Linked DNA regions of Homo sapiens: region 1 is linked to region 2. Evidence: chromatin loops called from intact Hi-C (ENCODE). Cell type or tissue: OCI-LY7. All regions are shown on one strand. Links, peaks and the distances in the headings refer to the core of each region. The heading gives the core; the rest is flanking DNA. Region 1 overlaps PRDM2 (PR/SET domain 2). Region 2 overlaps PRDM2 (PR/SET domain 2).

Region 1 (15,071 bases), core at 2,251-10,250, 54 kb before region 2:
GTTTTGAGAACTGGTTGGTTATTTTGTAGAATGTCCCAGAGTTTGAGCTTCTCTTATGGTTTCATCATGATTAGATTCGACGTATGCATTTTGGGCAGAAATCTACCAGAAGTGATGCTCTGTTTTCTGTGCATCGTATCAGGAGACATATGATGTTGGTATGTCTTATTACAAAAGTGTTGTTTTTTTTCTTTTGTAATTAATAAATATTTTATGGGGAGATATTCTGAGGCTATGTGTTTTGTTACTCCTCAAACTTTTACCTACTTTTAGCATCCATTTATGATTCTTGCCTGAATTAATCATTACTGTGATGATTGCCAAATGGCGCTTTTCTAATTCCAACATTTCTTTTTTACTGATTAGTTGGGATCTCCTTTAAGGAAGAGCTTTCCTTTTTATTTACTTGTTCATTCCTTCCTTTCTTCATTCATTCACATGAGGCTGGACTCACGGATTCTCATTTTATTCAGTGGGTTTTAGATAGAATTTTACTTGTATTGATACCCTTGTAACTTTTTTAACAGATCATTTGTTGTGAGAGAAACCAATAGGCTGTTTCCCCAAATTCTAGGGGTGTGAACTTTGCACTCAGTGGATCTTTTCTTCGGGATCTTGTTCTGGGTGGAATCAATTTGATGGTGGCCCTCACTACTTCCAGTCATACGTGGCTTAAGAATGTGATGGTTTAGGAGCATAATACATGGGAGATACTTCCTGCTGTATTTAAAAGTTAAAATGTGGAAGTTTGATGTCCGGTCCGAAGGGCGAGGCACGGACCTCCCTGGACCAGAGCAGGTTGGTGGCCCCGGGCGGCCTCCCGTTGGCGGCTCTGGGATAGAAACCGCGGCGCATTTGTAAGTGCTTGCGCGTGGTTCCTCCTCGTTGTCCTGTTGAAGTTGCTCTTGGTCTGGAACGCGCGCTAGTCGTTGTCTTTCAGCACTCCGCTTTCCACACCGCACGCTTTTCAGTTATGCTTTACATTTCTCCTCGACTTAGATTTCGTGAGCAAAATGGGCCCATGTTTTATTTTTTCTCGTGCGTGGGCCGTCGTGAGGCTTTAAACAGGAAACTGGGACAGCACCCGGGCTCCGCTACCCGTCACCGGGCCTTCCGCGCCCCTCGCCCCACGCCGCGGGTGCGGTCCTCCCTCCAGCAGAGGGTTCCGGGCGCCGGCGCGGCCCGCACGGGGCCGGGAGCCCTTCCTGCCGGCCGGGTGCGCGCGGCGCCGCCGACAGCTGTTTGCCATCGGCGCCGCTCCCGCCCGCGTCCCGGTGCGCGCCCCGCCCCCGCCAACAACCGCCGCTCTGATTGGCCCGGCGCTTGTCTCTTCTCTCCCCGCAGCCAATCGCGCCGGGCGAGGAGCTCCTGGTCTGGTACAATGGGGAAGACAACCCTGAGATAGCAGCTGCGATTGAGGAAGAGCGAGCCAGCGCCCGGAGCAAGCGGAGCTCCCCCAAGAGCCGGAAAGGTAGGAGCCCCCCGGCCCGCCCGCCCGGCCCCGGCGCCACGCCCGCCCAGGACGCCGCCCTGCCGCCCTCGCTGCTGCTGGCCCGACCGCGAGGCGGGTCGCGGGCTCGGGCGGCGGCGCCCGCGGCATCTCGGTGACCTTTTCCGGACTCGGCCCTGCCCCGGCCCCGCTCCCGCCCTGCGGTCCCGCTCGGGCCCTGCGATCGCTGCCCTCCCGCCCTGCCGACCCGGCCCCGCTGCTGAATCACGGCCGCCGCGCGCTCGGGCTGTTTCTTAACTTGTGACTTAGCTCCTGGGCGGCAGAAAGTGCGCGGACGGCGTTCCGGGGCCGGACGTTCCCCCGCTGGCACCCCAAGCCGCGCTCCGCAGCCGCGCGCACGGCGGGCGCCCGAGCTTTCTCGCGGCTAGCTTGACAGCCCCGGCTCCGCAGACTCGGGCCCGCCGCGCAGGACGCGGGCCGCGTCGGTCGCGGAGTCGGGGTGTGGGAGTGGGGGAGGCAGAGACAGTGAGAGACAGAGACAGGAGGCGGCGGGGAGGGCAGGGAGACTGCGGGTGCGGTGGGCTTCCGAAAGGATGCCCAGGGGGATGTGGAAGTTAGAGAGCGTGTTGTTTTGTCGTTTTGACTCAATTCTCATAGTTTTACGACTTCTGATGATTTCGAACAAAAGGTAAAGTGTAGTCACACTTAAAAAGGGAGGGGATAATTTCTGGGTAGGAAAATAGTTTGGTTGGCTGTATCATATTTCCAGTGGGCATACTGACACGTTGGGGCTTTTTTTTTTAATGAAGAATTTTAATGTGAATTGGGGAATAGTTCATAGATCCCAGTTTGAAAATATGCCAAGGCACAGTATGGTTAGTTTCTTATTGATACAAATACAGGTTTGTGTTTTTTGTTTTTTTGTTTTTTTGTTTTTTTTTTGCTCTCCTTAGGTCTTAAGTAGATTTCTTTTTAGTCATCTGAACGAACGAGTCCATCCTTTATCCAGAACATTGCAAAGTGAGTTGTGGAAGTCATACTGTAAATAAAATCATATCGTAAACTCGATTTGGGAAAATGTTAAAATCGGCATTAAGGAATGTAGGCAAGAAGTCTGTTCTGATTTTTCAAGTATGTATTCTTTGTATGTCACCACAAAATGGAAATAGAATTAATTCCCCCGTGAAACAGTTAGTAGGCCTATTACTGAATATGCATTGTCTATTTATTGAATGTGATGTAGTCACTGCTTCAGAGCATTAAATGCTTTTGATCCTGAATCAGACGATCAGAGTCTAGAAAATTCCCAGTTTTTTTTTTTTTTAACTTTTAACTGAGTTCTGGGATTTTATTGCTATTAGGCTTAGTGCTTAACTGTTTGTAGTGAAAACTTTTTATGTAATTCAACTTGTTTCTTTATTTAGTATTCATTTTGTTTATAACTAATGTTACCAGCCTTCCGGGTAAGTTATTTGTAGGGGGCTGGAGATGGGGAGGACAGTACCCTCTTTACTGTGCCACTAATCATAACTAACTCCTGTACTTAAATAGATTTGTAGTTTAATAGCAACCTTACTTTAACGCTTTTCTCTGTTTGGCATACTTTAGTGTGCATGTTTAGAACATATGTCATTACTCTTTTGCTTTTTTGTTTATCTGTTTATTTTTCTCTTGGTTGGATTTGGGGAAAAACTTGAACATATACTTTTTGTTTTATTAGTGATATATGAACTTAATAGCTGCATTTTTATACCTGCGTAGACTGTTGGTGTTTCGTATTAAATAGTTCATATTTCTTATTATCCTATTATTTTGTACTACTCTGGGCAGCCTATAACCCAGAATCCTAGGTTTTAATTAATTAAAAGACTTATGTTTATGCAGAGCTCTCTGTTGGAACTTACAGTCTGTTTTTAACAGCTTACTGGTTAAAGAGACCTATTTGCTCTTTAAGACTTAAACTTTGGAGAGTTTAAGTAATGAGTCAAACCTTTTTTACTTTTAAATTAAATACTCAGTTAAAACCAATTTATAGCTTGCAAAGACCTGAAATGGAGTCTTTTTTTTTTTTTTTAATTAACTCAGTTCTGTTTAGGTCTTATGTGTGACCTCAAACATTTAAATAATATCTTTTCAGGCAGTGATGTCAGAGAGTGAATCAACATAAATGTCATTCAGAGGCAGTGTTAACTTAGTATTGCTGAAAGCCGCATGTTGAATACATAGAGCCGACAGGTAGATTGACAGTGGGCTTGACTTCATTTTCGTTATGAGACAGAGAGAAAAACAAAGGGCTGAATTCTTCATAGTTCTGGACCTCAGCTCCTTTGCGTGACAGCTGCTATACTTACAGCTGTGCATTGCATGTGGTGCCTTTCAGAATTCATCAGATCGCTGGTGGATCATAAGGCGTGTTTGGGTAGAGCAAAGCCCTGATTTCTTTATATACAAAGTAGTGGCCCCTTCTCTCTCCCCTCATCACCTTTCTTCTCTCCTCCCCTCCCCTCCCCTCCCCATATTCATTCATTCATCTAATGTTTATTGAGCCCCTGCTGTGTACTAGGCACTCTGCTGGGTTGTAGCACACAGTGATGAGCAAAAAAGCAGCGGCGACTCTTCTTATGGCGCCGACAAACGTTAAATCAGTAAATAGCTGATCAGTGCCTAGACAGTTGGCATGTAGTAGGCCCTCAATAAATATTCATTGATTGGCAATGACTCACACAAATGTGTTAGGAAGGAAAAGAATGCAGTGCTATGAGAACACAGTTCATATTGTCTGCGACCTTGGAGCGTGCATTTTTGCCATGGGCCAAAGATGGATATACATCAGCATTTTAAACTGGACTTTAATTTGGATTCCCAGATTTGTAATTGAGCTTCACTTTTTACATATCTGAGCAGCCTCTGTAAAATGGAAAATAAGTTCCTTAGATGGAATAGATTAATCTTTCAGGTAGAGAGCAAGGAGGGTTTTTAGTGTCAGGTGTTTCAGGCTATTTTAATGTGAACCACAGAAAAATTATAATTATAAAATAGCATAGAAACGGTCAAATTTAGAAGTATTTCTCATCTTCTTGATTTCTGTCCCCTGTTTGTTTTGGTGAGAAATGAGAAATTGAATTTGCTTGTTAGCAGTAAGCAATGACTGTTGGCAAATGCTCTTCCAGAGTGTAGATTATAATAGCAGAGTGTTTTCCCTGCTCTCTCAGTTACATAAGAGCCTTAACCTGAAGTTCTTTTACCTGGAGAAACAACAGTGGCTTTCTACAAATGGGCTTAGTGGAAGGAATGAAAAAGACGGGATGCCTGGGCGTTTACCAGGTGTGCGATCTTGGACAGCTCATGTCACCTTTCTGAGATGAAGTTTCCCTAGCCTTAAAAATGAATATCATCATATCGATGATGCTTGTGCCACCTAACCTCACAAAGTTGTCAAGAGCAAGTGAGATAATAGAAACATGCTCTGTGAAGCTGTGGGCTCTTGGGAACTGTAAGTACCACTCCTTAGAACATGGCTGGCGTTTACTTCCCTGCTACTTGCGGAGGAACTACTGAGTTGGTGACTCATTTAATCAATGGGGATTTATGGAGCACCTGTGTAAGCCCAAAATAAGCACTGGGTCTCTTCTTTCCCTCTTCCCTCCTACGTCACAGCCTCATTCTGTGCTGATTCACCCTTATTTTAGGTTCTAACCTATTGACCTCGCTGTTCACAGCAAATTAAGAGAGAAGAGTTTATAGCGGCAAGAAGTTTTTATACCTGAAAGCTGGATAGTGAAGAAGACAGAAAGTTTATTACAAAATCGGTAATGAATTATAAAGAACAAGTTCCTTAAGGTCAGTTAGTAGGTTCAGATAGTCCTTCCTAAAAACCGTCAGTAGTGCCTGAGAATATCAGCTATAGCTTATAAGTATTTATCTCAGCGACTCTTAGTCACCACAGAACAGTTAAATTATAATCAGCTTAGCAAAGTAATATTTTATCTGTCTCTACGATCAGAATTGTTTAAATTAAAAACCTTGGTACTGTGACGACACTCAAGTTTTTTGAAATTGTACATATTTGAAATTCTTCTCTAAAGGTGCGAAATAACAAGCCTTTAGAAACTTAAAATATAGGGAGGTAAGACAGCCACATGCAAAGATAACTCAGTCTAAGGTAGTCTAAAAAAAGTGCAACACGGATGGTATAGGCAGTAAGGACTATTGACCCTCCCTAAGAGAAGGAAAAAGGGATGCTGAGCTGGGCTGGGCTGGCTAGGGAGCCTTTATGTAGAAAGAGTGGCAGGATGGGGATGTTTCAGAAGAGAGAGAGGAAGGAGGAGGACATCAAGAGGAACCTTGGGGACTGAGAAGTTGTGACTGTGTGGATGGTCTTCCCTTCTGTTACTTAACAAGTATTCCTTGCATCTGTGTCAGGCACTATTCTGGGTGCTGGAGTTTCAGCAAAGAACTAAAATGACAAGGGTCCCTGTTCACATGGAATCACATTCTGGAGAGTGGGGAGTACAGGCCAACAGATGAAGTAGGTAAACCTTGTCATGTCAGTAGTGTTTTGCAGGGTGGGTGGAGGAGGTATGGCCTGACTGTAGGTGGGAGATCAGGGGTGACCATTCTGAGGTTGTGACATAAGTGACACAGGAAGTTCTAGGGGCTGAGGTCTCCAGGAAGAGGGACCTAGTTCTATTAGCAGTTCTACTCATGTAGAAACCTACATGAGTATTTTTGGATTATGAAACTCAGTTCTGCAAATGGACATATATTGGCCCTTTTTCTGCCAGGCGCTGCACCAAGTGGCTGGGTTGGTTGGTGGGGGAGATGAGAGAGATGACTACAGCAGGCAGCATCCTCCTCCAGTGCGGAGTCTCCAGTCCGTTTCATGACAGCCACGCACAGGTCAGACTTAGTGGGTGTTCTGGTTGATGTGGGAGAGAAGGAAAAGGACACTTTCCAAAATTGGATAACTTGTCCAAGATCACCCTACCAATGAGTGTCACAGTCAGAATTTGAACCAGTTTTCCCATGCCTTTTCTTCTACATAATGTGGAGCTTTTTGTCCACTCCTACATGCAGTTGACAACAACAGAAGTGACAGCATTGGTTCCATTTAAAGTTGAACTTAGAGAATACATTTAATAAAAGCAGAGAGTGGACGGGCTTCCGTGGAGTTTGATCTCCTAACCTTTCGTAGCAGCCAGCAGCTCTGTTTCAGGCTCTAAGCTGAATGACAGAGGCCTGGCTGTGGTGTCTGAGGATGATGGTAGATGGGCCCTATGCCTACTGGGTGCCTGGTGGGCAGGTCCTGTGCCCACTGACTTATAGGGCACTGGCCTGTGGTTCCTGTTTGCAGGTGCTGGAGCAGGATGTGGAGTGCTTGGACATGGCAGTATTCCTGTGTCTGGCTTTTTGCTGGCAAGCTTGTGGCATGAGACACAAATGAGCTGTTTCTGGGTTGGTCAGTCTTGGAGGGGCCTGTCTCTGCTGTAGCTTTCTGGCTGCCTCCTAGCTGAGGGTGCCTTTGCTGAGCATTGAATGTCCCGTCTCTGGTGGTTGCCTGCCAGGATGAACTCTGCTGCTGTTATGGTGGCGGTCTGTTTTTAAAAGCTCAGTACGGTTTTAATTAGTAGTTTTTCAACAGTAGGAGTTCGGGAATTATAAAAAATTTGCAGTTCTGCTGCTGCTACTGAATTGCTCCAAATTTAGATGAAAATGTTGGTCAGTATTTTCGTTTTGTGCCTTTGATTCTTATGTCTATCCTTGTTTACAGGGAAATTATGTGGATTAACGTAAATTTTTCAAAGCATTTTGCAAATTTTTTAGCTGTATTTTAGTGGGTGGATTTGCAAAAATCCTAACATATGCCATGATTAAAAAGTTTTAAATATCATAATTGAGTGTATTGGGAACCATGCTGTGCCCTATTTTTAGGTGGTTATTTTGGTTCTCTTGTCCATATGTAAATTGGAAGGTAAGACTTGCCTAATACAGAAATAAAGTTCGATTATGATTAAATTTTCTAAACTATATAAAAGAGGTAACAAGATCCTTATAGTTAGTTCAAAATACTTTAGTTGATTTTTACAAATCCACTTATAATTTGAAAGTAAAAAACCTAATTTCCTGTGTTTTCCTTAAATATGAACACTAGGTTATTTTTCTAAATGATGAATTTTTATTGTTTTTTTTTAAACTCGTTCAGTGTTTTTTTTTCCCTAGACAATTTCATGTTCCAGTTTACAGATAGCTGTTACGACATTCAAACCTAATGTTCGTGGGAGCATTATAGAGAGGAGGGTGTAGTTATTTTATTTTTCAATAAAATAACTTTTAAAGTTTATTTATTTTGTAGAGACAGGGTCTTTCTGTGTTGCCCAGGTTGGACTCGAACTCCTGAGCTCAAGCTGTCTCCCTGCCTTAGCCTCCCTAATAGCTGGTATTACAGGCTTGTACAGGGTGTAGCTTTGTATTTAAAGTTGCCTCTAAAGAATTGAGGAATTGGAGGCTGGGCGCAATGGCTCACACCTGTAATCCCAGCGCTTTGGGAGGCTGAGGCGGGTGGATCACAAGGTCAGGAGATCGAGACCATCCTGGCTAACATGGTGAAACCCTGTCTCTTCTAAAAAAAAAAAAAAAATACAAAAAAATTAGCTGGGCGTGGTGGCGGGCGCCTGTAGTCCCAGCTACTCCGGAGGCTGAGGCAGGAGAATGGCGTGAACCCGGGAGGCAGAGCTTGTAGTGAGCCGAGATTGCGCCACAGCACTCCAGCCTGGGCAACAGAGCGAGACTCCTTCTCAAAAAAAAAAAAAAAAAGAATTGAGGGCTTGGATAAATATCCCAAGAACACCATTGTGGAGGTTAAAAATAGACTTTTCTTTTAGTTAAATGTTGTATGGTGAACTGAAGCTGAAGTTTCAGGTAGACTGGCATGGTACTTTGTTGGCATTCAGATGGCTTGTTTATATTTCACATGCTGCCAAGTACAGGCCTGAAGTTTTATTTTGACCATCCATCTGGCTCAGAGTGTTTTATTAATATTCCTAATTTGGTTGAAATAGTTTAGAGGAGCTGAATGACATGGAGAAACAAAAGTTACTTGAAAATGCTATTCTCTAAGTGAAAAAGAGAAATACTGCAAGTAGCTGTTTTTCTTTTTGCCACCCAGATTAAACCAGTTTTCATACATTACAAGAGTTCTTGGATGAATTCATTTATTACAATGTATTTTGATGTGGACATATGTCATGACTTGACACTTATTTGCACATCATGTCATTATGCCATGAATTGCTCACTTCTGTTGATGGTGACAATGACAGCAGTTACACTCGTTTCTAGCATTATGTTGGTTGCTCTGTGTATACCATAGCTAATCCTCCCAATAATCCTGCGAAGTTGAGATCCATATCCTCATTTGTAGAAGAGGAAACTGATGCTCCGAGGGGTTATGTGCTTTGGCCGAGTTCACACAGGTCCTAAATAAAAGGCTCTGTCTGTCTAAATCCAGTTTTTATGCATGATGTTTCTAAGTAGGACAGTTATACTGTATAAATTGCAGTGTTTTATTTGCTTTACTAACTAGCCAAGGTGAATTTTCACTGCTCACTGTAAGAAGTGCCCACTTTAATTCTAAATACCAAGACTATGATTAAGTGAAGTGTTTGGTGTAGGAGAGACCAGTCATGGTGACACCTTCAGCTGTTTTTGCTTTGGAGATTTATGGATTGCATAGGTATATTGTATTCCTTCAAACACCCCAAATAGTTTTTAAAAACACAGATTGCATTTTTACTGCTTTCTAGCTATTGTCTTTCAAGTGTTTTTTAAATGACATATTTGTTGGTTTAAGTTTCTAATGAATATTTTCTTTCTCTTAGGTTTTATATTATTTTGGCATTAGTTTTGAAACCAAAAGAGCACAGTAAGACATTGCTTTTGCCTAACTCCCTCTGCAGTGCAGAGGATCGAGTTTAGGATTATAGAGCTCTTTCATTTTGTCTTATTGATGAGAAGCTTTAGCTGTCAGCTCTGCAGCACTGGTCTTGTGTTGAGACTGGGTTAACAGTCTGGTTGTTCCACCAATAAAAATACACATTTTAAAGTTTTCTTAAGCTGAATGTTATATAGACAATGAACATGCTTTTTAATTAATGTGTAGTCTAAAGATTAATTACAGAAACTGTAAGTGCAATTCTGATTTGTTTGTGGATATAATTGAGTTACATCATGCTTGTTAGTCTTTTCAGCTTTAGGTGGTGACATTTTGTTTTTTATTTGTTTTGCCAAAATGTTTATTTGCAGAGGTGGATAGCTTTTTTTTTTTTTTTTTTTTTTAACTTTCATTTAAGAGGAATGCACATGAACTATTTGAAGCAGTACCTTCCTAAGAGGTTTTGTTTGCTGATAAAGCTTTCCTATTCTAGCTGCTTGACTCATACCAGAGGAGAAGCATTAAAGAAGACCAGAAGGTGAAAAGAGTCACCCTAACCTATCCATGTGTGCTCTTGAATTTTCCTAAGGAGGGGCACGCGTTGATTTCCTCATTGTCTTTATCCCACAATAGATTCTTAGAATATGTATGTCTATATAAAATTTTTAAAACTGCTTGAGTTTGTAGCCAAATGTAATGTGGCTTTTTCTACTTGGAACTTTTACTGAGAGTACTTTATTTGATTGTTAAGACTTAGTAAGTCGTAGCCAGGCGCGGTGGCTCACACCTGTAATCCCAGCACTTTGAGAGGCAGAGGTGGGTGGATCGCCTGAGGTCAGGAGTTTGAGAACAGCCTGGACAACATGGTAAAACCCCGTCTCTACTAAAAATACAAAAATTAGCTGGGCGTGGTGGTGGCTGGAGCCTGTAATACTAGCTACTCGGGAGGCTGAGGCACAAGAATCGCTTGAACTTGGGAGGCGGAGGTTGCAGTGAGCCGAGATCGCACCACTGCACTCCAGCCTGGGCAGCAGAGTGAGACTTTGTCTCAAAAAAAAAAAAAAAAAAAGTAAGTAGTTAACACCCGCCCCAACCACCCAAACATACTGTAGGCAAGGCAGAACTACAGTTTGTAATCTATGCTTTCAATTTTCAAAGGTCTTTAGCATTTTTCTTTCTGTTCTAACCTGTTCTCTGAAAAATAGGAGAAGGTAACTTTGTTTAAAAGGTTAAAACTTGGTGCGTATATTAAGAAAATATCCTAAGGGATTCTGGGTAAGAGACTAGAAAATTCTCAGTGTTCTGGAGCATTTATTGTAGCTGCTTGCTATTCCTGCTTCTGTGGCCATGATCCTGAAATTTAAAAATATTTTGATGAAAGTTTTAATAATCTAGTCAACGTGTAGTTATTTTAGATGCTTATATATTAAAAGTACATACCATTTTTTATTTTTAATAGACTATTTGAATAGTTTCAGAGGCAAGAGATTTATTCTAATGAATAAGATAATGATACTGTGTGTGTGGTATATAAAAATAACAGTTTATAAGATAAGAATATAACATCTAAAATACTGCTAATTTGATACTTTTCATGACTTTCAATTTTATATGTTCTTGTTAGTTTAATCAGTGTCTGAATGATGAAAAACTAATTTCACTCTTAGTGAATTAGCTGTCTGTTACCAGTTATGGAGAGTAGCAAAGGATTGGCCGGTTAAAAAGAAAACTAATTCAGCATTGCTTAGGCTAAAATTCCCCTACCCTTTTTTTTTTTTTTTTTAAATGAAAACTACAGCGATAAACAATCTTTTTTCTTGTATTTATAAACCTACCTCTTGGGGCAGTCTTTTGTAGATTTCCTGAAACACCACATGCCAGAAAAATGAAGGCAAACTGGTTTGTTCACCCATGTTTAGAACCCCAAGACGGAATTATGTGCAATGTTTGAAGTTGCAATGCCGTTTAGAATGGGCAACAATGCAGTTTCTGAGCCTTTTGTTATTCTTTTTACCATTTGGCCTCTCAGGTTCAGTTTTCATTCTGTTGCCAGTTTGAGATGTAGGATATGCCTTTCTGGTTCTGTTGGCTACATTTTTGTCTTTCATGTTTGGGATTATCAGAGCCTGCTTCTCTGGAATAAAGAGATTACTGGCCATAAGCAGAATGTCTAAGGGCCTGTGAGAAATGAGAGTTCCTACTGTCCACCTCTTGTCTTGGTGCTTTTGCCATGACGATGTTAATGTTGGTCATAGCTGGGTCCCAAGTCTTCTAATCTTCTGTAGCAGGTTTACGCTGTGGGCAGCACCATGATGATAATAGTTGTAGTTTTGATCTTTTATATGTGGAACAATCTCCTTGACTGTTTACACACGATGGACTGTAATTTTTGTAGGATTAGCACTAATGTTGAAATTATAATTTCCCTTTGATATCCAAGAAAATAAGGAAAAAGTATCAATAATAATAATAAATATCATATGTTGTCAGTGGTCTCAATCTTGGATTTTTGGACCAGGGGTTTAAGATTCCAAATCTACTTGATTTTAGGAATTTTGTTAATTGCTAAAGGTGTGATCCACAGTGTCCTTCCCTTGTTAGGTGGGTCATGGGCTTGTTTGATAAGATCAAATTTGAGTGGTAAGCTTAATACCTATTTTTAGTTATTATAAATCCAGGAATTCAGGATAGAAGATAATGTAAATTACTGTTTGTATGCCAAGATAAAATTTGGGGTTGTAGTAGAGTGCAGAAAATATTAAATCAAGAAAAAGTGATACTTACTCAATTTCTGTCTGACCCTTTTAAGTTTTAAAGACAGGATCCTATAAATCTCATGGGTGATTGTCAGAAAGTACATGGAATTGGTGAACTTTGTTTTCATAGCAAATGATTCTTGTGCTTCCCCCTACCTTCAGTTTCTATGCTAAGCACATTAAAAAAAAAACCTGCCTAAAAATTTTTTTTAGTGGGTGGGAATATACTGCTTGGGCTTCAGTGTTGCTTTTGCATTAGATGCAGATTGATCAGTACTTTGAAAATGGATAGCTTGTTTAAAATGAGCCTGGAGTGTGCGTGTATGTTGGCTGGAGGGGAGAGGGGGAAAGTTGCTGACCCAGCTATACCTTGAGTGTTAGGAGATGTGCAGCATGCAGAATTTATTGTGATACACCAGAACATAGCTTTGGAATTAAGAGACCAGATTCACATACCAGCTGCACCAGTTAATTGCATTGTGACTTCGGATGGGTTACTCTCCATGTTTTGGTCCTTAATTTTTCTGTCTATAAAATGGGAATATGAGCTACCTACCCTACAAGGTTGCTGTGAGCATTAAGTGAGAACATTATAGGAACATTCCTGGCACACCAACCTTTGGTTCATCCCATTGTAATGGTGGGCACCAGCAAAATACATTCTGTGGTAACTGCCGTTCTCTGGCCGGTTGGCACACTTCTAAAAAAAAAAAAAAATGAGCAGTTTCACCATCTTGTGTAACAAGTTCTCTTAAAATCCATATATTTTCCTTTTGCATCGTGGAGTGAATTAAGTGGGTTTCAAATTAGTTAAGAGTAAAGGGCCTGTTTGGATCTGCACCTAAATAGCTACATCGTGGCACTAAGGAATTCTTCATGTGCAAGAAACCTGCTTCTCTCTTAAAAGCTGTCTTGTTTCACTGTTAACCAAACGAGGACACCTGTGGTGACATAGGTTGGTGCATTAGGTAACTCTTGGAATTTGATTTGTTCCATTTGCCTGGGCAGAAGCAAACACGTCTCACTGTTTGCTCGTCTTACCTTTATGTGGTCCAAAGCACTCATGACAGTTATAAGAGGATTTTATGTGAATGAATTTTTCTTAACATTTTCTTAGGTATTAAATTATCAGACAGCCCTGAAAGTAATTGTGTGGGAGCAGTTTCAGGGCTGTATATGACAAATTTTTTTTTACAGTCTTTCTGGGTGTGAAATCAGGAAAAAAACAAATGGACGAAAGGACAGTTTTCTTAGAAGGTGCTAATTAATTTGACGATACCAGTTTTCCGGGAAGAAATGTCCCGATGATCTGTGCAGCATCTTGACTGGGCTTTCTGAGGAGTTGGAGTTCTTTTTCAGCAGTCGCACAGGTACATTCCTTCTGTTGATACACAATGCTTGTACAAACTCACAGCTTAACTTTGTAATAACACAGGAGTCCCTGACCCCCAGTGTTGTCTACCAAATGTTGTGTTTACGTCCGTTTGTGACTGGGGAGAAGGGCCTTAGGTGTTACTTGATACTCAGAAGTCTCCTCTCCGAAAGATTAAGAACCACCACAGTGAACCAGTATGTTCAGTTTTCAAACTCAAGCAGAGACAGTTAGGAGCAATAAAATCAGTAGGTTACAGACTTTAAAAATGAAATACACTCACAGCTTACACTGTTAGAGCATTAGTATATACTGATGTGGACATGAGTGAGTGAGTGACAGAATTCTCTCTAACTTCTGTCTTCATTGGACTTGTACATTTTTATAATAATATCTGGGTGGGATCCTGTGAATCAGCGGAGAACAAATGAACAAAACAAATGGATGAATTAGGAATTGTTAGTGGAAGCAGAACGCCATTGTCTTCATATGAAGGAACATATGCCGACAATTTAGATTTGTAGGCGTGCACTTTCTGTAATTTGTTTAGTAGCATCTGTGGATACTCCTTACAATCGATTCCATTTATTGAGTCTGTGCCAGGCACTGTGTGGCATTCGTTTTGTGCATTACCTCATTTACTTCTCTTTGACAACAGTATCCGATCAGTATTACCAGTATATATCAGAGCTGGTTCCCATCTGCCTCGAATGGGATTATTTCTTGTTAATCAAATCATGGCCCAAGGGCTGCGCAGCAGTGTTTCATGCTATTTCACTTTTATGGGTATCTGTTTTTGTGGACCAAACTTACCTTGAGGACCTACTATTGTGAGTGCCACCACCACACTGGGGAAGGGGACAAGAGCCTAGCCCACTGTCTCGCCTCAGTTAGCGTCAGCTCTTTGCAGGGAGCACGAGTAACCTTGGAGACACAGGAACCTGCTGGGAGCAGGTGAAATGAGTGCATAGGTTGAGAGACCCTTTCCACCAGCCATTGGACGCTGGCCTAGGAAGGACTCCTGTTTCAAGCCCTAGTCCTCTGTGAGCCTTCCTCCCAGGCTCAGTTTGTTCCCTGTGGTCATTACTTTACCCCTATATTGGCAAAAAATAGAAAAGCCTCAGCTCAAGGACAATGTGGGATAATCCTTGGAGACCAGCACCAAGGAAGATTGTGTGCTTCTGAAAGGCTCCATTCTCAGTGCCAGAGCCTGTTAGCAAGGCCAGGTCCACAGCGCGCGCTCCTCAGGCTTCCCGGCTTTACCTGGCTCCCTTGGTGGATGGAACTTTACATCCTCCCCTGCGATTATGTGGATGATGTGTCGGTCCGTGAGTGCTCATAGAGGCACAGCTGCAGGCAGGAGGTGGCTGGGGCACAGTTGAGATCCTCCACAGCAGTGGGATCTGTTTGATCAGCAGCAGTGGAGCTGAGTCTGAAAACCTGTGCTGGAATAAAAGTGCCTCATTTCATGGTGGGCCGAGTGATTAGGTAGCTTAGTATCTCTGTAAATGCTCTTGTTTTTATAAACCTCTGCTAAAATGTGGCATATTCAAATGCCGTTGC
Region 2 (15,071 bases), core at 3,983-11,982:
TAATGTGGGTGTGATTTAGTCCAGAAAGGCAGTGCAGATCTTGGCCATTCATTCATTCATTCATTCATTCATAAATGCGGGGCCTACGCCTGCTGTTACATGCCTGGCACTGTTTTAGGTGCCAGGGGATATAGCAGGGAACAAAACTGTCACAATGTCCTACTCCACGGAATTTATGTTCTAGTTGGTGGAGACAGGAAAGTAAGTAAATAGATGGCATGTCAGATGATAAATGCTAGGGAGAGAAATAAAACACAGATGCGGGAATAGAGACTTCTGGAGTGGAAATGGGGAGTGCCTTGATTACATGAAAGAAGATGGGGCCTGGCACCCATGGGAGGAGTGGGGCTCAGGAGGGGGCATCCCGCCTTACAAAGAAGAAGACAGCTGGGAAGGGAGGCAGGGCGCAAACTGTGGAAGTCTTGTTCCACCATCATTGTGTGCCATAGGGAGCGAAATCATTGGAGGTGGGTGAGGATGGGGAGATGTGGAGGAAGAGGGGAGACGGTGAGCAGCAGCCATGTGGGTAATCAAGGGAACGGCACCAGGGAACAGAGAAGGGCTGCCAGGAGGCATATGCGCTGGGAGCCCACCGGAGTTTTGGGGTCATGAATTTAAAATGCGGTCAGGCAGCATGTTTGTGTGTTTTTCTCCATCAAAAAGGTTGATGAACACACACACATCCCTCTATTTCTAATTAAGAAATGCTTAAATGTACCCATACTGACTCCCTGCTTTGAGTGACCAGCTGCTGGGCCGGCTCTCACTGAAGGAGGGTTGGGGGGGGTCTCCTCTCATAAGAGCCTCTCTGGATTGAACTCCATTGAGCTCCTGCTCTGTTCCAGGCACCATGCAGGCAGAGTTGGGAATGCTTCCCCAGCTATACGAAGTTGGCGTTAGGCCCGTTTCATAAAGGAAACTGTACTGAGGGGGCAGGTGACCCGCTCAGGCTGCTGGTGGTGGAGTTAGGACTGTCAGACTCTAAACCTCATGCTCTCTGCCTCTCCAGGAGCACCAGGTCAAACCAGATGGGTCAAAAGCCTCCACGTACCTAGTGTTCCAGTAGTGCCCCCTGGGGCTGGAGAGGAGGCCGTGGTGGGGAGGGCACTGCAGGCAGGGGCATCGACGTGAGCGAGGACTGAAGTGACATCCTATGGAGGGGGCAAGGGGAGGGTTCAGGCCAGGGCCCTTCTGTGCAGGAGGCCACTCTCCTGGAACTAAGTAGGGATAGGCTTTGACAAAGCCATCCCTTGCAGAATTCCCCTTGTGCGTTCACAGCGTATGTTTGCTTGGCTCAGCACTGTAACCCACAGTAACTGGCAGAGTGAGCGGTCAGTGGCTATCAGATAACTAAGGGAAATATGTTTGGGGTAGATGACAACCTGTCTCCTCTTCTTAGGAATTTACACTGCCTGTCAGCACATGAAAGGCTCAGAAATTGTGCAGAGACACGCCCGTTTGGTTTCACAAGCCTGTGCACTGGAGGTAAATGGCTCGGGCTTCCATCCCAGTTCTGCCGCCTGCCAGCTGTGTGTTCTTGGGCAAGTTGCCTAACTTCTCTGTGCCTTAGTTCCTCATCTGTAAAATGCACTAGTGCCCGTCTCCTAAAGTTCTTGGGAAGATTAAATTCATTATTCCATAACAAACACTTAGCACAGTGCTTGGAACACAGTAAGCAGGAAATGTTAGCTGCAATTATGCAAATGATTATGAGGACAAATACAGCGTCTGCGGGAACCAGTTCCACTGAACCTGGTTTCGGGAAATGCTGGTAACATGGAAGAAACACTGGGAGAGTTTTCATTCCACATGCGCCACCTGGCCGTCATTCTGTGGTCTCCCCAAATAGTGCCTGGCTGGGCTGGGTGTCTGTTTGAGCAGTTCTCAAACTAAATGGAGTGCAGGATCCTGGGAAGGTCTGAGCAGCCCAGGGTGGGGCCAGACAGCCAGGATCAGAGTCATCTGACACCTGCAGGCCTCCGTAGGCTCCTCGTGTGTAAGGTAGATTGAGCTGTCCCGTCCTGGCCACCTTACAGCCTGTTTGAGGACTTTGGGGATCACGAGCAGAAAGGTAGAAGGCACAAGAGCAGACTTTACTATTCAACCCCGGACCCTGGGCACATTCTGAGGATGAGACCTCCAGCTCCACAGGCCATGGTGCCCTTGGCCTTTGGGCAGCGTCATCCCCGTGTTGAACAACACCCGTTCAGGCACCAAGTGAGCGTGCCTTTCCCATGACAGTGCCAGCCCTGCATCTGGGACGCCCTGTCAGCCAGGCACACCCAGGCCTCCCAAGACAAGCTGGTTTTGACCTCTTGGGTAGCAAAGAACCCCAAGCTCCCACAGGCTTCTTGAGCATCGAGGCAGGAGCAGAGGGCGCCACAGGGAGCAGCTGCCTCTCATTGTTAGCATCCCTGGACCGGTTCCGGGTCGTCCAGTGTGGGCATCAGGCATCATGTTCTAGAAATTCTGGGTCCAGGGCAGATGCCACATGAGGCTTCTGAGACTCTCAGTCCCAGCAACTCCAAACCACACACGGGGTGAGCTCTTCTTTTCTTGGTCCTTGGGGTTTATGTAATCCCTTTGACTTCTTTGACCTAGATCATCTTTAAAAGATGGAACAGTGGCAATAATGAAGCTTTAGTGTCCTTACAGAATCTTACCATCTAAAAAGGGCTCTTCTGCTGGATCTCATAAGGGACCATCATCTCTTGCTTCCCAAGTTGGGAATCTGCTTTTTATATGTTCATCAGTCTTCACACACTTTGTGTTCGTGTTTTCTTTTTGGCTTCCCTCCTACTCTTAGAAGTTGCCTTTTGAAGAAAGCAATATGTTTCAGCTCCACAGGAGAGGAAAGAAGGGACAGGATTTGGGGCAGCCTAGAACCAGGTGGCTGCAGGGGAGCGTGTGATGGGAGGTGTGAAGGCAGAGGAGGGAGGAAGCTGTGAAGCTGGAGGAACCGCTCCTCCACCCTGCTGGGCTTCTCTCACCCGGGCTGGTCGTGTCACGGGCAGTGACGGTGTTTCCAGCCGAGGTGACATTCTCCAGACTTGAACCCCTGTGCTGAATGGAGTGGGGAAGGTGGGCTGGGGAGGCCTGAGGGCTGTAGGGTTAGGTTCACAGAACTGTCGTAAAAATGGGGACCTTGTCCCCTGGTTTGGGCGGGACCTTGGCAATGAGAGAAACCGTATAGGAAGCCACGCTGGGAGGATTTGGTTCTTGAGCAGCATGGACAGGCACATTTCAGGGTTGAACCGCACCAGGAGCCTGGCTTTGCCATCCATTTGTTCAGGAAACGTTCTCTGAGCACCAGCCTTTGCTAGGCCCCGTGGCAGGTTCGATGGGTGAGAAGTGAATAGACTCCAACCGTGCTCTCCTGGTGCTCCCAGTCCAGTGGGGGAGCCAGGTGGGTAGAGCCAGTTACAGAGATCTGAGTGCCCTCAGCGAGTCCTCGGGGGCTTCAACTACCCTTCTTCCCATCATCAATGTCCCCAAATAAGCAGTGAGCCTAGTCCTGTCTCCTCACTGCTCCCAAGAACAACCTGGAGTATGACTGTGAGCGAGTGCCTTGCTCGCTCTCCTCGGTTTCCTCGTCTGTAAGGGAAGGGCTGATCCCTGTGGCCTCTGGGGTCCCCTGCACTTCTCGGGTCTTGGCAGCAAAAGAGGCAGCCACAGCCGGGGGCTTTCCCCGCGGGCAGGTTCTCCGGGCCGAGGTCACTGCAGGCCAGGCCGGGCCAGCCTCCCTATCAACTGGGTCATGTGTTACGAGCTTCTCACATGCTGGGTATTTAGAGTTCAACCCAAACAGGTTTGGGGAATTCATGGCCTCTGAGGACCTCAGAACCTGGCTTAGAAGCTCCACAAAGCAGGGGCGTGATTGATCTTTTGGGAGCGTGGAGGCCACATTGGGGGCTCAGCAGTGGGCCCATGGCCTCCCTCAGGGCTGATGAGATGGAAGAAAAATGTGTCTGCTGAGGCCGACTTCAGCCCTGAAATCAGATCTGGGTGTGAATCTTCCCTCCCTTTGTCCTTCTATTCACACCTCTTAAGTACACGAGTTACTTAACCTCTCTGTGTTGCTGTCCCCTCTGCCATAAAAAGGGTATAACAGCCCATCTGCTGGGACTAAAGGGAGGATGACATGAAGACAGCGCATGGGCCAGTGTGTACTAATTCCTCATGGTCAACTGTGTTGTCCCCACTGTCCCCACCGGCTGTACTCAAGGGCTCTGTCTCACCTGAAGGCACCGCAGCGACTCCTTGGGCTGGTGGTGTCAAACCTTTACCCCTGCCCCCCAAGGCCTACGTTCATTCTCTCCCCTTCGGCCCCCTCATTTGGAGACTGTCTACAGAACTTCATCAAGCAGCAGCTCCTCTCCAGGCTTCAGAACGGGCCCCTGCTGGCCACTGCAGCCTAGCATGCTGCCCACACTTGAGACGCCGCTAAAGGTGTCCCCCAGCCCCATGCTCTTGCGGCGTCTGCATGCAGATGCCTCTCCCAGGGATCTTCTTAAACTGCAAATTCTGACTTGGAGTGGGTGGGAGCTGAGAGTCTGCATTACCAACAAGCTCCGGGGGGGGAAATGATGCCGCTGGTCTGGGGACCACATTTTGAGTACAAGGATCTAGACCAGTGGCCTGCAAAGACACCTTTTAAAATTCCCAATGCCTGGGCTGTACCTGAAACCAACGAAATCAGAACTTGTTGGGATAGAAAGCAGGCATCAGGATCGGTTTAGTATCCCCAGGGGATTGCAGTGAACACCCGAGTTTGAGATTCTCTGTTCCAGTGCCCTCTGAGCAAAGGTGGGTCCAGCCCAAAACAGACTGCCAGAGTCTTGAGTGGTCAATGCAGCTGCTCTATGGGCAAAGGCTCACCCCCACCTGGCTTTGGGATATTGGAAACAACTCTTCAATCCTCACTACTATGGGGACTGTGTCAGGGAGTGGGGCATGGGCTTTGGTGTCAAATGGTCCTGGATTCAAATCTTGGCTGCTTCTCTACTTGGCCGAGGGAACTTGAGTGTCCAGCTTCTTTATTTCTCTGAGCCTCAGAACCCTCCTCTGTAAAACCAGGACCATCACAGGCCCAGCCTTACAGGACTGCTGGGAATTTGAGGAGCTCCCAAAAACTACCCAAAGTAGCTCCTGGTGTATAGAAAGTGCTCAGTGGATGATGCGATGATGTTTTTTTCCCCCTTGCCTGACATCCTCATTTTACAGGCAAGACTTCTATGGCTCAGCGAGGTAGAGGCATTTTCCAGCGGCTACACAGCAAGTCCGTAATGGAGCTAGGATTCCAGCTCTGGGCTCTGGAATCCCCACCCCATCCTCCTTTGGGTTCCTGCCCTGCTTCTTTCTTCTCTGTCTTCTCAGCCCTTCCCCCAGGCTGGGGGCTTCATTTGAATGGGCAGGGGCTTCCTGAAGCACGTGGGCCTTCCCACTTGGGGAAGGTGGGTCCTGCAGTGGATGTCGACTGTTCCTGGAGGTGGCTGAGGGCCGATGGCTCCCACAGCTCCCACCTGTGGGCCCTCACCCAGCCCCCAGGGAATATCAGCATCATCACAGGCTTGTCTTACCTTTGCACCATCTCCCCACCCTCTGCCTTTCCCCTACCTTCAGCAAAAGTGCAGAATATCAGACACTGACTTCAAATGAATTGCACTCTGAGAATTTAGAGAGTTGTGTAAGACTTCTGCGGCCAGCGATGTGGCCTAACCAGCTTTCTGTATGGCTGTCCCAGGAGATCCCTCCTGAAGACTGTGAGAAAAAGGTGCAAGGAGGGACCAGGGCAGGCAGAGATCCCAGCCCAGGATGCCCATGGCGGTCTGGCAGGGAGCTTGGAAGAGCACCGTGGCCACGTGGGGACCCTGGAGCCCTGGAGAGCCCATGTCCTCTGAAAGCCGGCAGCTCCTTCCCTCCCAAACTCCTTTCCCTCCACCCTTCTTGAAGCGTCCTCTGGGTTCCTGCCTCCAGTGTCTCTTCTCCCCTTCTCTCTTGAACTCACTTTCAGGGTTTTGGCTCTTCTTGAGGAGCCATCAAACCAAGGTTATCAGCAGCCCCCAGGATGCTCAATGCAGTGGTTGGTTTCCAGTCCCATCTCCCTTGGCCCATCTGCGGCAGTGGACGCTGTTAATCCTTCTCTTCCTTGAAATACTCTCCACCTGGACACCGCCCTCTCCCAGTCTCTGCACATTACCAGCTGCTCCCCCGCATCCCGCCTCCATCCCTGGGCTCTGTCCCCCGCATCCCGCCTCCATCCCTGGGCTCTGTCCCCTCGCTCCGTCTCCGCTCCCCCTTGGTGATCTCATCCAGTCACATGCGTTAAATACCACCTGGATGCTGACCAATCCCGGGTTTCCACCCTCATCAGAATCTCCATTCAGCCGCCCACCTGACATCTCCCTTGGGTGTCTAGATTCAAATTTAATCTTTCCAAAATGAAACTGTCTCTCCATGAAGCCTCCCTCTCCTGCTGTCCTCCCTATGTGGGATGAATGGAAACGGTCCTGCTTGGAGTCCAGCTACCAGCTAGACTCCAACCTCTTCCTCCATCCCCACATCCAGCTCATCAGCAGATCCCCAAACTCACCCGGAATCCACAGCTTCTCTCAGCTCAGCCTCCTCAGCTGACCTGAGGTCCAGGCCACCATCATCTCCCTGGATGGTGGCAGTCACCTCCTTGCTGGTGTCCCCAGTTCCTTCCCTGTCAACCCACGGTCTGTGCCCAGCACAGCAGCCACTTTGGGTCATGATATTCCTCTGCCCAGAAGGACAACTGACTGACACCTCACTTGAAGGCCTATGAGACCCTCCCCTCTGCCCACATCACCTCAGACATTCCTGGTGGGTCTCACCTCAGGGCCTTTGCACTTCCTGTCCCCACTTCCTGGAACGCACAAGGCGTAGTATCCGGACCGATTGATCCCCCCACCCCAGGTCGTAGCCCACACACTGCCGTTTCCCATGTCACCTTTCCCTGTCTTCTCCTCCACTCTGACCTTCACTCCTGTTTCTTCAGTTTCATTTTCTCTTGTATATTTCAGTGTGTCTGGATTTCTCCCTTATCCAAAACCACTGGGGGCTGAATAAGAATGTGGTCATTTGGGAGCCAGGAGGCCTGAGTCTTGGCCTCGTACGGGCATCAAACTCCTTCTGAAATGAGTATCTTTCCTCTCTAGGCTACACTAAGTGACATGTAAAACTATGCTATATGTAGAGAACTTGACTTGTTTTATTCACTAAAACTCCTGTTGGCAAAGCACCTGGCACAGAATAGACACACCGTTCACCTGACAAATAGTAGATGACTGCTACTGTATGCCAGCCAGCGGCTGGGGTGCTGGAGGTGCCTCCGTGACAAACCAGCCTCCAATGCGCCCCCTCATGGAGCCTGCTAGACAGACAGTAAACAATAACCAGTAAACGCAGCTCTGTTGATGGGGATAAGCACAACTCAGAAAGTAAAAGGGAGTCGAGATGGGGAGTATCAGGGGGATTTGTGATTTCAAATAAAGTGGTTAAGCGAGGCTCACTGGGAATGAGACATTTGAACAGAAACTTGAAAGGGGGCCTGGGAGTGAGCCACAAGACCACCTGGGGGAAGAGTGTTCCAGGAACAGCCTGTGCCGAGTCCCTGAGGCAAGAATGGGCCACTGGAAATCTGAATGACTGAATGAAAGAATGAATGCATCCTTGAGGCCAGGAACAGAGCAGATGTTCTATTTCTAGACATGTTCTATTAGACGTTCTATTGTATAGATAATGCCCTTGCATTGTCTTCAGACTAGCAAGGAATTCTGACAAGTAAGAAATTAGGATCCCCAGGAGACGATGCTCTGAGGCACCATTTCTGAGCCTTCCTATGAGCCGGGAGTGGACCAGGTGTTTGAGGTCTGCCCTCTGCCCAATCCTTCCCCGTCCATACAGATTGGATGGTGTATGACATCCCCCTGTGCTTTCAAAGTCCATTAGTTTTTGTTCTAAGTAAAATGTCCAGAAATTTCCCTCCTAGAGTAGGCAGTAGAGCACACTTTGCCAGAGGCCAGACACTTCTGGGCAAAGCCTGTGTGGGGCACACAGCAGGTTCCTCCCAACCCTGCTACTATGTTTAAAATGTTCAACCACTGTGTATGAAAATCTTACCAAGGTAATGCTACACTCCCCTGCTTTCTAAAAACAGTTGATGCTGGGCCGGGCGCGGTGGCTCACGCCTGTAATCCCCACACTTTGGGAGGCCGAGGCGGGCGGATCACGAGGTCAGGAGATCGAGACCATCCTGGCTAACATGGTGAAACCCCATCTCTACTAAAAATACAAAAAATTAGCCGGGCGTGGTGGCGGGCTGAGGCAGGAGAATGGCGTGAACACGGGAGGTGGAGCTTGCAGTGAGTGGAGATCGCACCACTGCACTCCAGCCTGGGCGACAGAGTGAGACTCTGTCTCAAAAAAAAAAAAAAAAAAAACAGTTGATGCTGAACTTGTTCAACCCTTTCTTGATGTCTAGGATTGAGGACTACGTATCTCATTCATTTTGCCGGGATTTTATGGAGGAGCATCTTGGGGAGCATAGTAAGTCCATTTTCCCTCCCCTGCACTGAACAGATTTCTTGGTGTCTGAGAACAGCTGTGCAGTGGGAATATCACAGAGTCTTGAATTGCTCATTTCTTCCTTCCTTACATGTTGAGGGTCTATTATTCACTCACGCACAGTTAGGTACTAAGAATACAATGATGAACAAAACTCAACCACGCTCTGCCATCAGAGACCTTACGGCCCCCTGGGGAGACCTGCCTTTATCAGACAGTCGCAGATGCATGAGAAACTGCCCGTGTGGGGGCCGGTGTGGGAACCTGACCAGGGCCATGTTGCCTCAAGAGGGCGACCACAGAAGCATCTCCAGAGCAGTGGTTCTCAACCCAGCTGCATGTTGGAATCACTGAAGAGCTTAAAAATACCATTGCCCAATCCTGCCCCAGAGATCCTGATGTCATGTCCTGGCATGCAGCCCAGGCCTCTCTGGGTGAATCTAGTGAGGAGCCGAGGCTACAGGCCACTGGGAAATGGGGTCTACCCAGATTAGCTGGAGTAAACAAGAACAGAAGGGGAGAGATGGGCTGGGAGGGCAGTGCAGGCTGGACTTGATGTATCAAGGAACTTGGACTGCGTCCTGGGAGCCATGGGGTTTTGACAGGTTGCAGCAGGGGCGTGTCGTGGTCCGTTTTGCCTTTTGGGAAGACCGTCACACTTCTGTGGAACAGATGGGAGGGGAGCCAGTGTGGAAGTGAGAAGTCCAGTGAGGAAGGCGCCTTGCAGGACTCCAGGCGAGAGGTGGTCCCCGACAGTGGTAGAAGAGGAAGGAAGGCGGACTCGATGGAGCCAGTGGCAGGTGACGTGTAGCAGGAGAGAGTGACGGAGGGACCGTGTTGAGTCTCAGGTCTCTGGCTTTCAGGGCACAAATGCAGTGCTGTTCACCAAGAACAGGAGCAGGGTGGAGTGGCAGGCGTGAGGTGGGGTCATAATTTAAGTTCAGGAACTGATTTAAGGGGCCTTCTAGATGTCCAAGAGATGTCACGTCAGTGCGTGAATGGAGTTCAAAGGCCAGATGTGGGCTGGGCGTGGGTGCCGGTGAGTCATCTGTGTGAGGCTGGCCGTGGACGCCAAAGCCACGGATGCATCGCCTAGGGAGGGAGTCACCTGCAGAGATGACAGGCTGTGGTCCAGACCCCGTGTTCAGATCCTAATCTCACCAAGCATGACTCTGGGCAAGTTGTCTTAACAAAATTTGGGCTGCCATAACAGAATACCATGGACTAGGCGGCTTAAATGACAGAAATTTTTTTTTCACAGTTCTGGAGACTGGAAGTTCAAGATTAGGGTACCAGCATGGTTTGGTTCTGGTCGAGGCTCTCTTCCTGGTTCACAGACTGCCACCTTCTGTCTGTGTCCTCACATGACCTTTTTCGAGCACACGCATCTTCTTACAAGGCACAAGCACTAATCCCGTCATGAATGTCCCATCCTCATGACCTCATTAAACCCAGTCACTTCCTGAAGGTCCCACCTCTAAATACAATCACATTGGGGGTTAGGGCTTCAGCATATGAATGGGGTGCAGGGGACACAAAGGTTCCATCTATAACAGTTAACCTCTCTCAAGTTTGTCGACCTCTCAGGTTCCCCAAGGACGAAATTAAGCATGCATGGAACCCGGGACATCATGGCACATACATGGCCTGGCACATAGTATTTCCCTACCCTTGAACTTGCCCTCCTTTCCCGCTTCCAGGGAAGTGTCTGCTGTCTGCTACAGACTCTGTATTTGCCTCAATCTAACAGCTCTTTTCTTCCTCTTCTATTCATTTTGCTGCTTCTGATTGGCTGTGGACTTGTAAGCCATCGGCCGTATTCGTTTGAATTGTGTGTACAGTAAGAACAGCGTGCACTGAACGTGAAAGCTTGAGTTCTTTTTTCTTTTCTTTTTTTTTTGTTTTGAGATGGAGTCTCACTCTGTCACCCAGGCTGGAGTGCAGTGGCACGATCTCGGCTCACTGAAAGCTCTGCCTCTGGGGTTCACACCATTCTCCTGCCTCAGCCTCCCAAGTAGCTGGGACTACAGGCGCCCGCCACCACACCCGGCTAATTTTTTGTATTTTTAGTAGAGACGGGGTTTCACTGTGTTAGCAAGGATGGTCTCGATCTCTTGACCTCGTGATCCGCCCGCCTCGGCCTCCCAAAGCACTGGGATTACAGGCGTGAGCCACCGCACCTGGCTGAAAGCTTGAGTTCTGTGTGACTTTGTGCTCCTTAGGGACAGGCTGCAGGCCCAGGCATGAATTTTAGTGCCTGCATGCAGTGAGCTTCTGTCAGAGTTTACAGATCTGGGCCAGGCGTGGTGGCTCATGCTTATAATCCCAGCACTTTGGGAGGCCGAGGTGGGTGGATCACCTGAGGTGAGGAGTTGAGACCAGCCTGGCCAACATGGTGAAACCCCGTCTCTACTAAAAATACAAAAATTAGCCGGGCATGGTGGCAGGTGCCTGTAGTCCCAGGTACTCAGGAGGCTGAGGCGGGAGAATCGCTTGAACCTGGGAGGTGGAGATTGCAGTGAGCCAAGAAAGCACGACTGCACTCCAGCCTGAGCGACAGAGTGAGACTCTGTCTCAAAAGAAAAAAAAAGAGTTTACAGATCAGTGGGCACTGGTTGTGGATGGCTCAGACTTTCTACAACGTTCTAGGCTGTTCTCTGGATTGTGAAGGTTAAGGGGCCTCTGGATAAGTGAGGCAATGGCTCGTTAACGCTTACTTGCACAGTGACCATGCCATCACCATAACCCACAGGAAGCATCCTGTGACACTGTGCTCGCCCCCTGCTGGCTGATGGGGCATCCCCTTGTAACTGGAGGCAGTGCTGGGAGCGCACAGGCTGTCCTTGTGCCAGAGACTCTGGGCTCTGCCATCCCTGGACAGGGGCCGGGCCTGGGGAGGGTGTGTGGTCCTGAGACCATGTTTCCTCCACCTGCAAACCAGGGGCATCCCTCATGGCTGCCTCCACCCACCCACCCAATATTTCCTGTACCAGGTCCTGTGCCTGGGGACACAGGGGATTCCACTGTCAGCAAGACTCAGTCCCTGCCCTCAAAGACATCCTCTTCTAGTGTTGAAGGAGTAAGCAACTCGACAGGCAAGGTGATTGCTGTGGGAAAAGCTGTGAGCAAAAGGCCCAGAAAGTCACAGAAAGACAGAAGGAAGACAGAAGGGAACTCCAAAGGCTATGGGAACAGGGCTGGGGTTGCCACTAAGGTGGGGAGGTCAGAGAAGGCCTCTTTCAGGAGACACTTAAGCTGAGACCCACAAGGTGGGAGGGAGCTGTGGGCAGAGGAGGGCAGGGCAGGGGAAAGCCAGGCAGGGAGCAACCAGGTAAGAAGAGCTTGGCCTGGCTGAGAGACAAGTGCACAGGGTGAACACAGAGTGCGTGAGGGGACTGGGAGGGTCGCAAGCAGGTGCACAGCACTCTGTGTGGGAAGGCTTGGGCCACTTTTGCACTGGGCAGTGATGTGGTCCAGTGTCGTGGTCATGTCCGGTGGTCCTTATAAAGGCCTCTCTTGTTGCTTAGTGGAGAATGGATTGGTGGTGGGGGGGAGGGTGCAGCGTCGAAGTGGGGACAGTGCAGTGGCAATTGCCACAGTCCCCGTGGAAGGTGTTGATGCCACAGGTTGTGCTGGGTGGTGGCAATGGGAGTGGAGAGAGGTGTGTGGACCTGGAGGCAGAATTAAGGGACCCGGAGATGGATCAGCTTTAGGGTAAGCACAGCGGGGGGTCTCACAGGCCCCATGATCACAGCACACTGCTCGATGGTGTGCCTGCTTCAAATGTGTGTGGTTTCTAGGTCTATGGCCAATCCGAAGCAGCAAAATGAATAGAAGAGGAAGAAAAGGGCTATTGGGCTTTAGTTGTAACAACAACACGTTTGGCAGTGCCATTTCCTGAGAAGAGTGACAAGAGTCCAGTGTGGCTGGAGCCTGGTAGGGGCGGGAGCAAGGTGGGACCCTAGCATGTCCCACTTTGCCGTGTTAAAGTGAGATGCTCATTAGACATCCAAGTGGAGGGGCCCGGCAGGCAGTGGGTGTGCGGGTCTGGAGCCCTGCCCAGGAGTTTGAGCCAAAAGTCTGACCGAAGTGTTGACACAGAAGTCTTACCTGACATTCAGTCTTTAAGGACCAGTCAGGACCCTGGCTCACCTCCTGCTCCGATGCTTCCTGGGGTCACACCCACTAGGAGCATCTCACATGTGCTGGATTCTTCCCAGAAAGCAAAGTGCTCTCAATCCTGGTCACCAAAATGCTTCCAGCCCTGCTCTCTGTTGGCAGGCTGGCAGGGACTGTCTCCATTTTACAGAGGGGGAAACCGAGGCTCCGAGGCCGAGCGACAGGGAGTGGCTTACCCTGGGCCATACAGTCAATGAGAATGAGGATTATTAGAGGCCACCCCCAGGTCTCCAGCGGCCATACTGCATCCTCCTGGGGTGATGACTTCTCCATATGAGTCCACCAACCGCAACTGCTGCAGTCACGACACTGTGCTGATACCTACTGGAGTGCCAGGATGCCCTGCACGGAGACCTTTCTCCAAAGTTAATCATTACTGTAACCCCAAACTGGTCTTCCCGATTTGCAGAAGATCAACCTGGAACTCAGACAGGTCCATGACTCACTGAGGTCACACAGCTAGTGGGTGGGAACCAAGAATCATGAGGCTCTGCGCTAACTGCTACTGTGCCCTGGAGAAGCACCCAATTCCGGAGCCTTGGTCCTCGGTATTTAACATCTCGGGGTTGGGGGCACTGTGCTCTCATGAGTTCTTTGACAGTGAAGCACTTCTTGATCAGGAAGGACAGTCCCCCACGACATCCTGTCCCCGTCCTAACAGGAAACACCCAATTAGTGACCTGGTGTTTCTTCAAAATGGTGGCCTAAGGAGCTGAAAGCCCAGGGCTCTGCTCGCCTGGGAAAGTCTCCATATCCGTCTGAGCCTCAGTTTTCTCATCCGTGAAAGGGGTATAAAAGCACTTGTTCTTCCTACCTCCTGGGCTGCTGGGAGGGTTCAGAGAGAAAACTGAGAAAGTCCTTGGGAGTCATGGAGGCCATGTTCATGTTGGCTGCCGTGGTCCTCCATTAGGCCAGGCAGTGGATGAGGGGTAGCAGAGGGGCCTCTGCCTTCAGGGGTTTTGCCCCCGACCTACTCGTTCCACCCAGATGGACGCCCTGAGCCGGGGAGGAGGCGCGCCCCCTGGTGGAGACGCTATGGTTGCTGCATCCGCAGGAGCCCAGGCGGAAGAGATGCTAAAGGGAGCGGAGACACACTGGCTGGCTAGAGAGGCCTGGGAGGTCGGGGTGTTATTTTTGTGTGATTGATCTGGCTTTTGGATACTTAACAGCAGAGAAAGGGAGAAGCTGGATACTGATGATGCAGGGCTTGTCTGTCTCCAAAGCTTCTGCTGGTCTTGCTACACCACTGTAGACATTTCCCTGGGAAGGGGGACATCGTAGGGAGGGGACCTGCTCTTTGCCAGCTCTGTTTCTTATTGCCCAACAGGACACAGGAGTCCATGTCTCCAGCAGCCTCCCAGCTGGCTGTCTCCTCCCAGGTTGGGTCTCCTGGGGCACCAGCCAGCTAGAATGGGGTTGGCGGGGGTGGCCACTAGCTGCCTTGGTGGCCCGTCAGGAGCACAGTTGTATGAAGCATGGGTCCTCCGTTTCCTCCTTAACTCTTGCACAGGCGAGTAGACTGAGCTGACCGTGGGCCTTGGCTGCACAGCGCAGGGGAGGAATTCAAACAGGGGCAGCCCTGACCTTGACAGAGAGCCAGGCCCTTGGGGGAGGCTCACTCGTGACAACAGCAGGTCTCTTAGTCTTGTCTAAGGCTTTTCTCCAGCACCTTCTACATTTGCTTGTCTGTTGATGCATTTGCTTATTTTAATATTGATTGAGGGCTCCCTTGCCAACATTGACACTGTCAGCATTTGGGGCTGGTTAAACCTTTGTTGCGGGGGCCTGTCCTGGGCACTGTAGGAGGTTTGGCAGCACCCCTGGCCTTACCTTCCAGATGCCGGTAGCAGCACCCTTCCCTCAGGTATGAAAGCCAACGATGTCTCCACACATTACCAAGTGTGTACCCTGATTGAGAACCACTCATGTGAGCTCTACCATGTGCCAGCTTTGAGCTGGACTCCATTCCCGCCTCCTGTTCCCGCAGGCAGAGCTGGCTCTGCAAACACCTGGAGCAGGTAGGGTTCCGGGCGTGTTTGTCCCTCCTGCTTTCCTACCTGCCTGGCCTCCCACCTCCTCTGACCTGGGCCGCCTTGTCCAGAGGCCTCCCTCACTTTCCATTCTTCCATCTAGAGAGGTAGACAGGTGACAGGCTCTTTGTGCCTCAGTTTCCTCATCTGTAAATTAGGGATAATAACAGTATCCACCTGGGTAGGTTTTGTGAAGAGTTAGATTGTTTGTGTATGGAAAATACCTAGCACAGTTCTGGACATGCAGTGAGCCTGTATGTATCACTCTTACTC

Evidence for each region. Hi-C counts contacts between places; a loop is a spot of excess contacts. Peaks named below come from ENCODE experiments on the same cell type or tissue, not always from the same donor. Only the 100,000 strongest peaks of a DNase experiment are listed, where the experiment ranks them.
Region 1: a loop joins it to region 2, with 5 times the contacts of the local background. A loop is called at or near these places in 28 of 110 quality-filtered maps.

Annotation. Positions count from the first base shown.
Region 1 is chr1:13,748,017-13,763,087 of GRCh38, forward strand. PRDM2 (PR/SET domain 2) reads left to right here. Exons shown (of 10, transcript NM_001393986.1): 6 at 1,345-1,471. Among named protein-coding and RNA genes, the nearest start is that of PRDM2, 55 kb to the left of the region's middle. RefSeq lists silencers at 1,033-1,422, 1,324-1,542, 1,493-1,802 and an enhancer at 2,053-2,102. In OCI-LY7, for the core only: no CTCF peak of the experiment used is centred there; DNase peaks (open chromatin) are centred at 3,755 and 6,116; H3K4me3 peaks cover 3,240 bases; H3K27ac peaks cover 1,914 bases.
Region 2 is chr1:13,800,019-13,815,089 of GRCh38, forward strand. All of the region lies in intron 8 of PRDM2 (PR/SET domain 2), which reads left to right. Among named protein-coding and RNA genes, the nearest start is that of PRDM2, 110 kb to the left of the region's middle. RefSeq lists enhancers at 1,733-2,506, 3,280-4,053, 4,054-4,826, 13,858-13,907 and a silencer at 11,361-11,410. In OCI-LY7, for the core only: CTCF peaks have their summits at 7,392, 9,915 (motif pointing left), 11,366 (motif pointing left) and 11,565; DNase peaks (open chromatin) are centred at 7,373, 9,943 and 11,363.